Regions from separate parts of the Homo sapiens genome. Here region 2 is linked to region 1. A link is a loop called in an ENCODE intact Hi-C map of the cell type or tissue named here. Cell type or tissue: left ventricle myocardium inferior. All regions are shown on one strand. Links, peaks and the distances in the headings refer to the core of each region. The heading gives the core; the rest is flanking DNA. Region 1 overlaps USP8 (ubiquitin specific peptidase 8). Region 2 overlaps TRPM7 (transient receptor potential cation channel subfamily M member 7).

Evidence for each region. A loop is a pair of places that touch in the nucleus more often than their neighbours do. Peaks named below come from ENCODE experiments on the same cell type or tissue, not always from the same donor. Only the 100,000 strongest peaks of a DNase experiment are listed, where the experiment ranks them.
Region 2: a loop joins it to region 1, with 2.3 times the contacts of the local background. A loop is called at or near these places in 18 of 110 quality-filtered maps.

Annotation. Positions count from the first base shown.
Region 1 is chr15:50,491,133-50,499,641 of GRCh38, forward strand. USP8 (ubiquitin specific peptidase 8) reads left to right here. Exons shown (of 20, transcript NM_005154.5): 15 at 1,569-1,781; 16 at 2,938-3,148; 17 at 4,716-4,952; 18 at 5,957-6,099; 19 at 7,464-7,596; 20 at 7,771-8,509. The coding sequence ends at 7,956. It also overlaps a transcript of USP50 not described here. Among named protein-coding and RNA genes, the nearest start is that of USP50, 51 kb to the right of the region's middle. In left ventricle myocardium inferior, for the core only: no CTCF peak of the experiment used is centred there; no DNase peak of the experiment used is centred there.
Region 2 is chr15:50,568,738-50,577,246 of GRCh38, forward strand. TRPM7 (transient receptor potential cation channel subfamily M member 7) reads right to left here. Exons shown (of 39, transcript NM_017672.6): 32 at 7,132-7,182; 33 at 6,987-7,052; 34 at 6,115-6,398; 35 at 5,900-5,982; 36 at 5,537-5,742; 37 at 1,367-1,418; 38 at 1,150-1,256. Among named protein-coding and RNA genes, the nearest start is that of USP50, 26 kb to the left of the region's middle. In left ventricle myocardium inferior, for the core only: no CTCF peak of the experiment used is centred there; a DNase peak (open chromatin) is centred at 5,273.

The DNA.
Region 1 (8,509 bases), core at 192-8,191:
TAGGGCTATGAGGAGATGATTTAAGTCTGTGTACCACTTCTAATCTTTACTTACTTTTTTGGGAGGAGGGGGGCAATAGGTGGAAGTATAAATAAATGATTTTTTTCCCATTTATTATACACTTGTATTTGCTAAGGAATTTTAATTAGGCTCTTTTAAGCCTAATCCTAAGTAAGTTGAACACATCCTAAGAAAGTTGAAATTTTTTCTTCCTGAGAACTTACCCTGCCAGGTGCAGACTTATTCGAAGGAGCTTTTAAAAATTCTATTAATCTTGTTATAGATTTTAGAGTTCATTATAATAACTAGTGAGATTTAATTTCTTCTTGAATCATTCTTAAGTGTGTTAATTTGATAATGTTTTAAGGACTGTATGCTGTTTGTGTATTTTTTTATATATTGAACAGAAAAAGCACACGAGTACATGCACCTGAGTACAGGTAAAGAGGAGCTGATTGAAATATAGTTTAATCTGTTCTCAGTATTACTTTTAGGGGTGGAAGAACGTTAAGGATTAATTAAAAAAGAAAAAAGACCTATCAGTTAAGATTTTCCTTATGCTTCAGCAGTTCTAGTAGTTCCACATATAAATCAAACACACCATATTACAGAAGTCTAGAAGGCATTCTCTGCCCCAGCACTGTCCAGCAGATCTTTCCATGGTGATAGAAATGTACTGTATCTGTGCTGTCCAGTATGGTTTGTGTCTACTTTGAAACGTGATTAGTGCAACTAAGGAATTTTTTTTTTTTGAGACGGAATCTCACCCTGTTGCCCAGGCTGAAGTGCAGTGGCATGATCTCAGTTCACTGCAACGTCTGCCTCCTCAAGCGATTCTCCTGCCTCAGCCTCCTGAGTAGCTGGGACTATAGACGTCCACTATCATGCCCAGCTACTTTTTGTATTTTTAGTAGAGACGGGGTTTCACCATGTTGGCCAGGCTGGTCTCAAACTCCTGACCTCAGGTGATCTGCCCACCTCGGCCTCCCAAAGTGGTGGGATTATAGACAGCCATTGAGCCCAGCTGGAACTGTATTTTTTTACTGTGATTGTGTATCCATCCGTGAATAGTCAACACACTCTAGAATTTAAGTAATAGTACCCAAATAACCTCTGCTTCCCTTGATATCTACTCCACGGTATGGTTTTTTTTGTTTTTGTTTTTATTTTTTTATTATTCCTCATTTGGCATTCTGGGTGAGTTCAAACATTTGATAATGCCAAACTTCCAGGGATCATTTAAAGGAGTTTAAAAGAGCCTTCTCTACTAGAGCTCCTAGTTCATGAGAAGTGAGATAATCTATCTCAAGGTGTCTCTAAGAACCATGACCCACATTAAGAGGTTAAAGGTATGTGTTTCATGGGAAGGTCTGAGACCTTAGTCGTATGACTAATGTTAACCTAAATATTAAATGTCCTGGAAGGCCCAGCATCTTATGAGTTAACATATTAACTGTTTACAAGATGCCTGTGGTACAGGTGCTACAGTTTGCTGCCATTTATAGTATAGAACCTTAATTTCATATGCTCAGCATTTTAAGACATCTTGTATCCTTTTTCTTCCTCAGGCCAACATGTTATCCTAAAGCTGAGATCTCAAGGCTTTCTGCTTCTCAGATTCGGAACCTCAATCCTGTTTTTGGAGGTTCTGGACCAGCTCTTACTGGACTTCGTAACTTAGGAAATACTTGTTATATGAACTCAATATTGCAGTGCCTATGTAACGCTCCACATTTGGCTGATTATTTCAACCGAAACTGTTATCAGGATGATATTAACAGGTAAATACATGTCATACTTTTTGCATTATAATGCTAAAAGGATGATCTAACCATATTTACTGTCTTAGTCCATTAGTTTTCTGCTGCTATAACAAAATACCTAAGACTAGATAATTTGTAAAGAACAAAAATTTATTTTCTCTTAGTTCTTGACTGGGAAGGCCATCGTCTAGGTGCCGGCATCTGGTGCGCTTTTTTGCTGCATCCTCACAGGGTAGAAGGTGGAAGCGAAAGAGGACAGACTCGTCCTGTCGAGCCCTAAACGGCACCTAATCCTGTTCACCCGGGAGGGGAGCCCTCATGGCCTTATCACCTCTTTAAAGGCCCCATCTCTTAATCCTGTCACATTGGCAACACCTGAATTTTGGAATATTTGACGTGAATCTGGTGGTAACCTATGAATAAGTAAGCATTTTGGTGTAGGGCTACAGTATGTGAATAATTTCATGTTGACATCAAGAACCCATTTTACCTTTCAAACCATAGTACTTACCACTCAGCTCCAGAAAAGTCAAATTAGGAAAGGGGAAAATATCTTTATCCTTAGGAATAATGAAGGCTGGGCATGGTGGCTCACACTGGTAATCCTAGCACTTTGGGAGGCTGACGTGGGCAGATCACTTGGGGCCCAGGAGTTTGAGACCAGTCTGGGCAACAAGGCAAAACTCCGTCTCTACAAAAATTAGCTAGGTGTGGTGATACATGCCTATAGTCCCTGCTACTTGGGAGGCTAAGGTGGGAGGATCACCTGAGCCCAGAAGGTCAAGGCTGCAGTGAGCCGTGATTGTGCCGCTATACTCCACCAGCCTGGGTGACAGAATGAGACCCTATCTCAAAAAAGAGTAAAGCCTTCTCTGATTAGTAAAGGACAGACAGGATGAGAGCAGTGCCAGAAGGCAGAACCTCGCTGTCATGAACTGGAGCCTGTTGATGATGAGGAGACCATGCAGGGCTTGCAGCCAAAAGAAGGAAGCTGAAGGGATGTAAGCAAGTCAGATTCAGATGAGAATCTGGTGGTGAGCCTGCAAATAAATAAGTAGTTTAATGTAGTGCTACAGTATGTGAATAATTTCATGTTGACATCAAGAATCTACTGTACCTTGCTTAACTTTTAAATTTCCTTTATTGTCTTTTGTAACAACTTTTATTTGCACAGGTCAAATTTGTTGGGGCATAAAGGTGAAGTGGCAGAAGAATTTGGTATAATCATGAAAGCCCTGTGGACAGGACAGTATAGATATATCAGTCCAAAGGACTTTAAAATCACCATTGGGAAGATCAATGACCAGTTTGCAGGATACAGTCAGCAAGATTCACAAGAATTGCTTCTGTTCCTAATGGATGGTCTCCATGAAGATCTAAATAAAGTAAGAAATTTGATTTTTCTAAGTTGCAGAGACTCTTTAGGGTTGCTCAGTAGCACTGTATTTTTATAGCAGTTTAAAATTCTAGTTGGTGATAGTTCAGTGCTTGTTTATTCAAATAGTGACTGTATAAGAGAATTATAAAACATCAGGTAAGTGTAATATTTGAAGCATATACAGTTGGTATTTACTAATTAACAAGCAGTATTGCTGAGAAATTTGCAAATGTTAAAATAGTTATTGGCGTTTGTGACCCACATGTATGTGAAAGTAAAATCATAAACAAATGATCTTATAAAAGATTATAGACAGTTTGAGCATTTTTATTGTATGTTATGTTTATATAATATGTATATGTTATTGTACATATCCTTATTCTTTTCTTTTTCCCAGTCCCTTGCTGAAAGTGGAACATGCCTTTATTCTTACACATCCTTCTAAAATAAGAATTACTTGGCTGGGCACAGTGGCTTATGCCTGTAATCCCAGTACTTTGGGAGGCCAAGGCTGGTGGATCACCTGAGGTCAGGAGTTTGAGCCCAGCCTGGCCAACATGGCAAAACCTCGTCTCTACTAAAAATACAAAAATTGGCTGGGTGTAGTGGCATGTGCCTGTAATCCCAGCTACTCAGGTGGCTGAAGCAGGAGAATCGCTTGAACCTGGGAGGCAGAAGTTGCAGTGAGCCGAGATTGCAGTGACCACTGCACTCCAGCCTGGGCGACAGAGTGAGACTCTTTCTAAAAAAAAAAAAAAAAAAAATTACTCCATGTAACCAAATGACTCATGTGACTAGTTATTATAAAGGCATGTATGTATACATAAATGACCACCCTCCATTTACATACTACAACTTCTTTTTAGCACTTTTTGTCTCACATATTTTGGGGTCACCATTCTTAACCACTGAACAGATATATATATATATACACACACACCTACACAAAAATATTTGTGTATATATATATACGTGTATATATACATACATATATACACATATATATACACATACATATATACATATATACGTGTATATATACATACATATATACACATATATATACACATACATATATACATATATAGAGAGAGAGAGGCTAGGGCAACAAAATTATATATGTCCAGTTGTAGCCCTAATTCCCAGCTATATGTGGGATATCTTTTCTAAAAACCAAACTTTTTAGCTTTTTCTTTTTTTAGTAGAGATTGGAGGGGGGGGTCTCACTATGTTGCACAAGTTGGTCTCGAACTCCTGGCCCCAAGCAGTCCTCCTGCCTTGGCTTCCCAGAATGCTGGGATTACAAGCATGAACCACCACATCTGGCCCTTTTCAGCTTTTTAAATAAAAATTTGGGAAATTTCAACAAGTCACATTCCTTCAATAAAGTGAGTGAGTTTTTTTTGGTATTTTTGGCTAGAATTATTTTTTGCCACACTCAGTGAGATCAGAACTCCTTTATGAGAACTACAGGTGTTTCTAAATCTGGCAAGTGTTTGTATTCACTTTTATTCTTTCAATTTAAATGTTTTCTTTGAGATATTAATATAGAGCTTAAATCATTTTATTTCCAGGCTGATAATCGGAAGAGATATAAAGAAGAAAATAATGATCATCTCGATGACTTTAAAGCTGCAGAACATGCCTGGCAGAAACACAAGCAGCTCAATGAGTCTATTATTGTTGCACTTTTTCAGGGTCAATTCAAATCTACAGTACAGTGCCTCACATGTCACAAAAAGTCTAGGACATTTGAGGCCTTCATGTATTTGTCTCTACCACTAGCATCCACAAGTAAATGTACATTACAGGTAAGTTTAAGAAGTAGAGAGAAAATGATTTATTGGATAAAAATGCTGTTTTTATGGATATAGAGATGTAAATTTCTGGTCTTTACCCTTACAAACATTTTATCAGTAAAACTCGGCCGGGCGCAGTGGCTCATACCTTGTACTCCCAGCACTTTGGGAGGCCGAGGTGGGCGGATCACGAGGTCAGGAGATCGAGACCATCCTGGATAACACGGTGAAACCCCATCTCTACTAAAAATACAAAAAATTAGCCGGGCGTGGTGGTGGGCACCTGTAGTCCCCGCTACTCAGGAGGCTGAGGCAGGAGAATGGCGTGAACCCTGGAGGCGGAGTTTACAGTGAGCTGAGATCTCGCCACTGCACTCCAGCCTAGGGGACAGAACAAGACTCCGTCTTAAAAAAAAAAAAAAAAAAAACCTTTTATCAGTAAAACTCAATATAAATTCTGTTTTATAATTAGGCCTATGTAGATTAGAAAGAATTAGAAATTTCTTTTTTAAAGATACCTTTATTAAATATTCTTTCAGGATTTCAGGATTGTTAGTATGTTTTTAAAAAGTTTTATAAGTTAATTTGGAAAGTTGTCTGTTGACTAACTTAGGCCTACTTTTCATAAGCATTTGCTTTACATGGGGATATCAAATAAATATCCTGTTTTCCATGTATCAACAATGTTTCTTATATAAAAGCTTGTTGATACCTTTAGTCTTAAAGTACCTCCAGAATGTCATTTCCTCCAACAGGGTTTCTCTGATTGACCAGGTTAGGGGCTTTCCTGTGTCCTGTCACAACACACTGTAGGTAGCACTCACCACACTCTGTGCTGTCATTGTTCACTTGTCTATGCTTCTCACTAGATCACAAGCTTTGGGAAGGCAGGAACTCTTTTGTGTAGATTGCTGTTGAATCACTGGTGCCTGCAGAGTGACTAACTAAATAGGTGCTCTCTGACATTATTGAAGAATCGAATTAACGAGTATCTGCTACTTGTTTTTTTCTGCCAGGATTGCCTTAGATTATTTTCCAAAGAAGAAAAACTCACAGATAACAACAGATTTTACTGCAGTCATTGCAGAGCTCGACGGGATTCTCTAAAAAAGATAGAAATCTGGAAGTTACCACCTGTGCTTTTAGTGCATCTGAAACGGTAAAGGGGAAAGTTTGTCCTCCTGTTCAGTGAAATTAAATGAGGGAATTTTAAGTTCTGTGTAATTTATACTTGTTGTACTGCCTGCCATGGGCACATAACAAAGGGCGATTATCTGGTTACAGTAGATCTAGGGAAATAAAGCAGAAATGAGACTGTTAGTTCACCTCAGTGTTTTCAGTACCACAGCAAAATGACAATACCACTATTTCATGTAATTCCTTATAATTTTAAATAATTACAAAGCATCAAGTGAAAATGTATAAAAATATTACAGTATAATTCAAACAAATTAGCACATGAAATGTAACATTCAAACAGCAGACTAAAGCATAACAGACTTAGTTATGTGTTAAATAAAATTTATAATTTTTAAAGTATTTTAATGATAAAATATGTTAACGATACCATTAAGTGCAGAAATAATTTCATCCAGATTTTTCCAATTGATGGAAAAGATCTAGTCCTATAATAGAAGGAATAATGACAAGAGTTATAAAACACGAACCAGATCTTTTGCTGATTCTTTGGTCTTCACATAATCACATAATCCATGTAACTCAAGAACTTTGAGTTGATTATTTGAAAAACTTTTTAAAGGAAGTTGCACTTTTTTATTGAGAGCTGTAATTTTTGTGTCAAAAAAGCATTTCTGTTAAAAATGTTTTATCTTGTATTGAGATTCTTAGTTCCATATATTAATTTCCAAATTTACATGTTCAGATTTCTCTTGTGTAAATTTTTCTAACAAAAGCTAGTTTTTTCCATTGTCCTAGTTGAGGATTCTGGAAGTATAAACATTCTATAAGTGATTACACATTTGCTAAAATTTTTAATGCTGAATATTTTCAAAATTATGAAATAACCATATTACACCAACCAAGATATCATTGTTTTGATGTTTAAAGGAGCAGAATATGCCAGAATAATGGAATGAATGACATTATTTTAGTCAGTAGTCTCCTACTCTCAATTTCTGGCTCTAGTTTTCTCTGAAGTACAAGCTTGACTCGAGAGCAGCTGTCATTCTTTCTTTTGTGGTGGTCAGCATTATAAACATGTGGGTCTTACCTTCCTAGAAGACTCATGTAGCAGTTGTAGCTGGACCAGAGTATAGTCCTACCTCTACCATTCTGGCTGTTTGACCTTAGGCACATCATTAAATATCCATATGCCTCAGTTTTCTTGTTTGTAAAATGGAAATGAAGCCAAATGTCTTTAACAGGTTCCTCTACTACTAAAATTCCAAGTCTTTGTATTTGAAATGGATTTTACAGTCCTGGCTAAAAATCTAGATGTTAATGAATGAGGATTCATCCTGGTATCTTCCTCTGTCAGTGTAATTGTAATGTTTTGTTCTGCAGTTTTTCCTACGATGGCAGGTGGAAACAAAAATTACAGACATCTGTGGACTTCCCGTTAGAAAATCTTGACTTGTCACAGTATGTTATTGGTCCAAAGAACAATTTGAAGAAATATAATTTGTTTTCTGTTTCAGTAAGTATCTCTTTGAACTGAAGACTTTTTGTTTCAAAGCAAGTTTAAAAAAAGTTTTAAGTGGTTTCCTACCTCATGGAAGAGTAAGAACAACATAAAGCTTTGAAACTATTGGCGTATTTTAAATAACAATTTTAACTGAATTGATTTTTTTTTCTATCTTGTTTGGCACAGAATCACTACGGTGGGCTGGATGGAGGCCACTACACAGCCTATTGTAAAAATGCAGCAAGACAACGGTGGTTTAAGTTTGATGATCATGAAGTTTCTGATATCTCCGTTTCTTCTGTGAAATCTTCAGCAGCTTATATCCTCTTTTATACTTCATTGGGACCACGAGTAACTGATGTAGCCACATAAGGAGACATAGGTTATAAACTAGTTATCTTTTAAAAGGCTCAGCAACACAACTCTTGAAATGCTTATCAGGATAATGGTAGCTATAGCTGGCCATTTAGAGGAATTCTAGGACAGTGGGAGCTGTGTTACTAGCACTATATAATTCCGGTCAGTGCTGACAAATAACATTTAACAAGTATTGCAGTAATCATCACTTACAGGTACCATTTATTTCAAAACAACTTTTTTAGTCTGCTCCAAAGTTAAAATAATTAACTAGCTAAGCATTATTATTCGACTGGTCTAAAAACTATTGTTATCTTTTTTTTTTCCTTTTCACTGTTATGGCCTTTTCACATTTCTAAATCCCATCTTGATATACTATGAATACTCTAGAATGATGTAAAGCAGATAGGAATGTATGTGTACATATTTATTGCATACTTGCACATCAAATCGATGTACATAGTTTAACACGTGGTCCTTTTGTGAAACCTAGAACTCAGAGGATTGCTTTTTTTCTTTCAGCCTATTTTGAGTTAACTTCAGTGCTTTCTTAGGGAAATGACAGGGC
Region 2 (8,509 bases), core at 433-8,432, 78 kb after region 1:
GCTGACGCAGGTGGATCACTTGAGCCCAGGAATTCGAGAGCAGCCTGGGTGACATGGCAAAACCCCATCTCTACAAAAAAAAAACCAAAACAACAATTAGCCAGGTGTTGTGGCACGTGCCTGTAGTCCCAGCTACTTGGGAGGCTGAGGTGGGAGGATCACTTGAGCCTGGGAGGTGGAAGCTGCAGTGAGCTGAGATCGCACCACTGCACTCCAGCCTGAGCAACAGAGTGAGACCCTGTCTCAAAAACAAACAAATAAACAAACAAACAAACAGCTCAAGGGTGGGCCCCAGACATGTGTAATTTTTTTTTTAAATTTAATTTTTAAAAGAGACAGGGTCTCACTATGTTGCCCAAACTGAAGTAGGCACTACAGCTTTGAACTCCTGAGCTCAAGCGATCCTCTGGTATCAGCCTCCTGAGTAGCTGGGACTACAGGCATGTGTCACTGCTCCTGGTAGGGGAATTTTTTTTTAAAGTTCCACAGGGGACTATGATGCACATCAAAGAGAGACAACCACAGGTTTGTGCTTTAACTAACAATTAAATAATAACTTGTAATTCTCTGCATACAAAGATGATGTTAATATCATGAGACAATATATTTACAGTTCCTGTTCCTGCTTGATCAAATAGCCTTTTCTCAATTCTTCTGCAAGGCTAACTTGAAGGTCTATTCATTCTCCAAGTAAAGGCAAATACGTTAGTTTCCCAGGATCATTCCCGGACCTGGGTTTGAGTTAAGGGACCTGCTTACATGTTCTATAGCACTCTGTTCTGTTTTTTCCTCTCTCTTGGCATTTATCAGTCCTGTAACTCCCTGCTAATCTTGTCAATATTCAACATGAGGCTAAACTCCATGAGGGCAGAGACATAGCTGTCTGGTTCAATATTCTACTTTCAACACTGAGCACAATTCCTGGCATTCTGCAGACACATAATATATTAAATTAATGAACTTTGTATAAAGAAAGAAGGAAAACACAGATTCATTTATAACCAACAATATGTATTTGCAAAAGAGCTGCTGAAGCTGGCACAATTAGAGACCATTACATTAAACATTTGTACCTCTGGCCTTATGAGGTATTGTAGTAACCAAGTTTCGTAACAATTTATATACTATACTGATTAAGAAATTTTTTACCTGGAAGTTTAAGCTTTCTACAGCAAGAATTACAGTGATGTTTTGCTCTGAAGTTTTTAATTGCATCTTCTCCTAGATTTGCTGGGCCAAAAACCATATCACAGGATCTGTAGAATTGGTAATTTTAAAAAAAACAACAAAAAAAAGGGGGCAGTTTATACAGGTACAAATATAAAATGTGAAATTATGCCTTAATGAAATAGTTAAAACTTATTACCTCTTTTCTTCTGCTTTTATCACAGATGGGTCAGTCAAATTTTCACCAACACCTTTATATGTGTATATAAAAAAGACAAATAATTTATATTATATAATTGACATAAATACTGACATCTGCATAATAAAAATCATCTTAAGAGATGTTATAGTATCATCAATCATTACAATGTTAAACTATTCAAAGGAGTGTAGTTCTTCTCTTTTGATATTTCATAACTTGATTTATGACTCTGGCATTCTACCAGGGAGAGGCATATCTCCTTGTAATGTGAACAAGAGTTAAACGTCAGAGTTGGTAGGTAGGCATTAAGTTCCTTATCCTACAGCACCAAGGATGCAAATACCTCCTTACTTGTAAAAGGTCTGGTCAATCTGCCCTTGTTTCATCTTAGTTAGCAAAGAACAATTTGGTACATGAAGGAATAATCCATAGGACTTTAAAAGTGTTTGGGATTGGCCAGGCGCAGTGGCTCACGCCTGTAATCCCAGCACTTTGGGCGGCCAAGGCGGATGGATCACCTGAGGTCAGGAGTTCGAGACCAGCCTGACCAACATGGTGAAACTTCATTCCTAAAAAAAAAAAAAAAAAAAAAAAAAGTTAGCCGGACATGGTGGGGGGCGCCTGTAGTCCCAGCTACTTTCGGGAGGCTGAGACGGGAGAATCGCTTGAACCTGGGAGGCGGAGGTTGCAGTGAGCCAAAATCGTACTACTGCACTCTAGCCTGGGCAACAGAGTGAAATTCGTCTCAAAAAAAAAACAAAAACAAAAACAAAAAACAAGTGTTTGGGATTTAAGGGAAAAAAACCACACACATTAACACATATCACATTTTCTTGCAAAACATTCATGTAACACAGAGTAAGATTGTGAAAATCTTTCTTCACCTCCAGCCCTCTCCAGAAGTATTATGATTAAATCCTTCCAGTCTCTTACATATTCATGTGTGTATATATAAACACATACACACACACACTTAACACCTACTGATATTTTGAATAATCACAAATATTTAACCCATTAGAGCAAAATCTAATAAAATGGTTCAATTTCACAAAAGGAAAAACCAGAATTAAAACACGATACTATTTTCCATCCAACAGAATGGCAAACATTAAGAATATTCCATACTGGAAAGACTGTAGAGAAGCAGGAACTTCCGTAGAAGGCTGAGTATGATTTCTGATAAGCTTTTGGGAAAGTACTCTGGCAGTTGTTATTAAAATTAAAATTGTACTAATCTCTTTTCTACACCAATTTAGGAACTTACTTTAAGGAAATAAAAGTAGCAGTGCATGAGAATGGTTTGCTGCAAGCACTGTTTGTAGAAGCAAAAAACTAAAAGTAGAGTGAATGTTTATCAACACAGATGTAAATCATGCTATAGCTGCTACACTATAGACTATCACGCAGCTTACTAAAGAAATAACTCTAGAAAATGCCTATGATATATCGTTAGGCAGAAAAAAAAAGTGGAAAAAAAAAAATCTCATGATCCCAGTTGGGGTAAAACCAACACAACAAAACAAAATAATAAAAAAGAGGGAAAAAAGTCTCCGTTTGTGTATATGTCTTCACAGAAGTAGAGAAATAAAAAAGATGGGAACACTTTGTTCTTTATATATTGCTACATTGTTTAACTTGTAATCATCTAAGATATTCCTATGTAAAAATTGTTCAATAAACATTATGTTGAGATGGAATCTACTCGGTGAAGATACCGTGAACATTGTTCAAATCACAAGGGATTTAGAATATACATAAACTTTGTTGATAAAGCAGCAGGGTTTGAGAAGGTTCACTCCAATTTTGAAAGAAGTTCCACTGTGGGTAAAATGTTATCAAATGGCACTGCGTGCTACAGAAGTCCTTCATGAAAGGAAGAATCAATCCATGTGGCAAACTTCACTGTGGCCAGAGAGTGGCTCATGCCCGTAATCCTAGCACTGTGGGAGGACTGCTTGAGGCCAGGAGTTCAAGACTAGCCTGACCCACCTAGTTAGACACCCATCTCTACAAAAATTTTTAAAAATTAGCTGCATGCAGTGACGTGAGCCTGTAGTCCCAGCTATGCAGGAGGCTGAGGCAGGAGGATGGCTTGAGCCGAAGGAGTTTGAGGTTGCAGTGAGTTGTGATTGAGCTACTGCACTCCAGCCTGGGCAACAGAAAGAGACCCTGCCTCTATTTTTTAAAAAAGAAAGAAAAAGAAATTGCTGCAGTCATCGCAAACTTCAGCAACTATCAGTTAGCAGTCATCAACATGGAGGCCAGATCCTTCACCAGGAAAAAGACTACAACTTGATGAAGGCTTAGATAATTCTTACTATTTTTTAACAATAAGGTATTTTTAAATTAAGGTATGTACACTGTTCTTCATACACAATGCTATCACACACTTTAGACTACAGTATAGTGTAAATTTAACTTTTATATGTACTGCAAATCCAAAAAATTCATGTGATATGCTTTATTGCAATATTTGCTTCGTTGCAGTAGTCTGGAACTGAGCCTGCAGTATCTCTAATGTATGCTTGTAATTTTTAAACTTAACTGGATTGGCCTAACTCATAATGGACATCAGAGAGTTTTTCACAACATACACCACCATAATCATTTTTATAAAGGTATGAACTACTGAAAAAAGTATAGTTGTTTTTACATAGATTTTCATTCTTGAGCTGAAACCTGTTTGCTTTTCAACAAATCTTTTATATTTATACCTGTACACTAAAGAGTCACTGAGTAATAAACATTCTAAACAATTGTTCTCATGTGATTTAAAATCTGGTCTGTGTTTACATTTGAAATTAAGTCTGCTCTTCAGGGAGAAAAATTATGGAAGCCATAATGAAGAGAAGAGCTGGCAACTTGCTCAATTTAACTTCCTTTGACTCACTGTGAAGCTCAGCAGACATTACTCCAAGCAAACCTGCCCTCTTGCAGTCACCATTTCTTTTTTTTCTTTCATATATATGAAAGTCTTTTTTCTTTTATATGTATGAAACACAGTCTATCTGCTAAGATGGCTATGAGCAATTTTTCCCTCTATAGATGCATATCGTTCTACCCATCAACTGCTGAATCTACTTCGCCTCCCCTTGAATGTGGGCTACCCTTGTAAGTTGCCTTGATCAGTAAAATGTGGCAGAAGGCATCTCAATCCTGGGCCTAGCCTTAAGAGGTTCTGCTTTCTCTCTAGAAGAAGCCAGCTGCTATGTAAGAAGTCTAAATACCTGAAACTACCATGCTGTGAGCAAGCCCAAGCTAGCTAGCCATGTAGACAGAGAACACTGAAGAACTGAGGAATTTAGTTGACAGTGAACAGAGACCTCAGACATTTGACTCCAGTCAAGCTGTTCAATGTCTCCAGCCATTCCAGTCTTTTGAGGTGACAGCAGAGAGAGACATTCCCACTATGTCCCATCCAAATTTCTGAATGAAAGAACTATAAGGAAATAAAATGGCAGTTGTTTTAAATCCACTAAATTTTTAGGTAGTTTAGTTCACAATAACAGGTTAACATAAACACCAGGAACAATAGAGGTATTTGTTATTTTTAAAGAAACGGTCTTTATACTTTTGAAATACTAGACTGCATATCTTAGAATAGGGAATTTTTACATGTTTTTGCTTATCAAAACATCTGTATTATCTTAACCATAATTTAGATAGCCAGGCCGGGTGTGGTGGCTCACTCCTGTAATCCCAGCACTTTGGGAGGCTGAGGCGGGCAGATCACAAGGTCAGAAGCTCAAGACCAGCCTGGCCAACATGGTGAAACCTTGTCTACTAAAAATACAAAAATTAGCTGGGCGTGGTGGCAGGTGCCTGTAATCCCAACTACTCGGGAGGCTGAGGCAAGAGAATTGCTTGAATCCGGGAGGCGGAAGTTGCAGTGAGCTGAGATTGCACCACTACACTCCAGCCTGGGTGACTGAGCAAGACTCCCTCTGGGGGTGGGGGAGGGGGCGGGGGAACAAAAAAAGATAGCCAGATTCTATTACTCAAGGCCCTGATGGCTATATGCTATGACTGTGATTAACTTGCTTTTTTATAGCTTCTATTGGCCTAAGATTTTATTTATCTATAAATTAGCAGATTCTGTATAACATATGAATAGGTGAGAACCTACTGCAGAATTTCACCTTAGCAATATTTTAATAAATTTACCTTGCAAATCAAGTACCAGTAACTCCCCTCTTGTATATTCGTAAGTCCAGTGGCTAAAGGCTAGCATGATCTCTTCCAGAGTATTAGTTGGAATAATCTCATCTCCATTATTATTGTTGTATTTTCTAAATTCTCCAGTCATACATTCTTCCACAGCAAACCACTGTCCTGCTGAATGGCAATACAGCAGGAAAACTTCAAGGAACCTTATAAAAAATAGTTATAAATATTACTAGCAGTTTTGTTAATAAAATTCTAATTGATCTACAAAATGGATAATTAAATATTCAACATCAAAAATGAAGGTCAAAAGGGACTGCTATCCATATAATAAAAGATCCCAGAAAAAAATTAAAGATTTACCTTGGAGAATATGGTATGGATTTGGGTTTCATTTGATTAAAGGCAAACGTAAGCTTTTGTGCTGCTCTCTGTTGTTGAATTTCCTATAAAAGGGAGGGTGGGGAGAACCCTTGTTTAATATTTAAACTAAGATTATATTTGGCTTATTGATATTTCAGAAGTTAAAATATAAAGCTTAAATTATGTTCCACTATTAAATATTCACTGACACTTACTCTCAGACAGAGATGCAGAACTGTATCTTCTTTGTAAATACTTGACCATGTATTAACCACCTCTGGAAGAAAAGATTTGATAATATAAAGATGCCCTGATTTGAGGATATCATGTTCTGACCAGGTACACTGTACTTTGACAGCTCTTCGTAAACCTCCTCCCATCTCCTCTTTGCTTAAAAACTCTATTTTGGCACAGAGGCCTAGTTGTGACCAAGAAGACATGCTGTTATTTAGTATGTTGGGTGAACTCTCTTCCAAACGATACACTGTGACAGGCTCCCCTGCAACACAAATGGAAAAAGTTTAAGATTAAATTGTGACTTTTTAAAAACGACAAAGTAAAATAAAAATTAGCAGGCATCTTTGATTAAGGAACAGAAGATAAAATGGACCAAGATGTAGTTTTATACAAAGAAATTTAATAGCAATAGGTAAGAAATCAAGGATACTTTCATAATATCTTTGAATTCATGTGTAATGTTAGGCATTTTTGAAATTCTGGCATTTTAGAGAAAACCTTTAAAAAAGCAACTAAAATTCTACACACTTCTGAATTAAACTTAGAAGTTAGAGCTGTTTCATGGACACTGTGATGTCAGTTTATATAAATTACTAGATAGTGGATCAAGAACTTTTTAGAATTAGAATATATTGTTGCTTCTGAATATGCCAGTAATGGAGAAACTCAATATTTCTGATGCTTCCCTTCTTCTATTCAAACATACCTCACCCTTGTGGTAGTCAGATTAATCAAGAATTTATTTGAAATTGATACTTCTTAATGTAATCCCACCCACATTCTATATTATAGCTAAAAATCATTAAAGGGTTAATTTTCACTTATTTATTTCTTTAATTTTTGGATTTACCTCTTGGAGGCACAGGTGTAAATGGAATGCTCTGTGATAACCTCATCAAGTTATTTCTTTCCACAGCTGCATAAAAATGAGAGAGAAATAATTAAATCTGTAAAGGTCCAAAATGCTATTAAATTTTGTTTTTAATATTACTGACCTGAATAATAGTAATTTGTATCCATAGCTGGCTTAAATGGAGAAGTGAGACCTAGAATGGCAAATAAACAAACGAGACCATTTAAAAAGTACTAGTACAGCAAAAATTTTAACCCGGATAATCTCATAAAATCATTTTGAATTTCCATAGTGTAACTGTTCCTCACAAAAACAGAAAAATTAGGGATAAAATATGTCCACTGTGCTATATTACCCTATTTCATTATGCCAGATTAGTGACAGCTGTGCATTTAGACACCTACAAGTGAAGAGCACATTATGCTGCACACTATCCTAACTCCTGCCATAAACTCACTCCTCCCATACCTCCCATTCAGAAAGAAAAATCTCTCTTTGATTCTGATGTTTGGGGGTTGGGGACTGTAGCCATGTAAATATTTTAGCAGGTCTACCATGAGAAGATGAACTTCTGGAATGTGAAACATACCCATCAAAAGCCCTTCCCCCATCTTTTTGTGTGTGTGTGTGGAATTGACCTTTAAATGTTGCAAGAAGACAAAGACAAGTCAAATCTGCTATGTGCTAAGTTTCTAGAACACAAATAAAAAGAAACCTACTGTCTTGCAGGAAAAGGAAGTTAGCCAACAGTTTTAATACTGTATAAAAATATACTTTAAAAATGTGTATATACACATACATGTGTGCACATACTGTACGACTATATAGGAGTACCTAATGCCTTTTGGTTGAGAAGACGTCAAAGCTATCTCAGAGTAAGAGAAGGGGGAAGATTGACCTATAGTGCTTTTTGGACATACATCCACCCAGATGTCACTCCAAAATATTCTAATTCTGTAGGTATGTGTCATCATAGAAATGATTCTCTACAAATGATTTGAATATGCAGCTAAGACTACAAATTAATGGGCAAGAGTACAGGGATAACTGCAGGAGGTGAAGCTACAGAAACAGGGAATATCAAATTGTTAAGAGGAGGCCAGGCACAGTGGCTCACACCTATCATCATTAACACTTTGGGAGGCTGAGGTGGAAAGACTGCTTTGGGGCCAGGAGTTCAAGACCAGCCTGGATAACATGGCAAGGCCCCATTATCAACAAAAAAGATTTTTAAAATTAGCTGAGCAAGGTGGCACCCACCTGTAGTCCTAGCCACTCAGAAGGCAGAGGTGGGAGGAATGCTTGAGCCTAGGAGGTTGAGGCTGCAGTGAGCAAAGTCTGTGCCACTGCACTCCAACCTGGTGACAGAGAGATCCTGTCTTTGGCAGGGGAGGGGGCGGGAGGCGTGGAATTAAGAGCCTAAAGTGTGTGTGGGGGGGTAATTAAAAGCCTAATATGTCATGTTAAGGAAGAACACTGGATTTCATTAAACAACAATGGGGAAAAAATGTAAAGTGGAG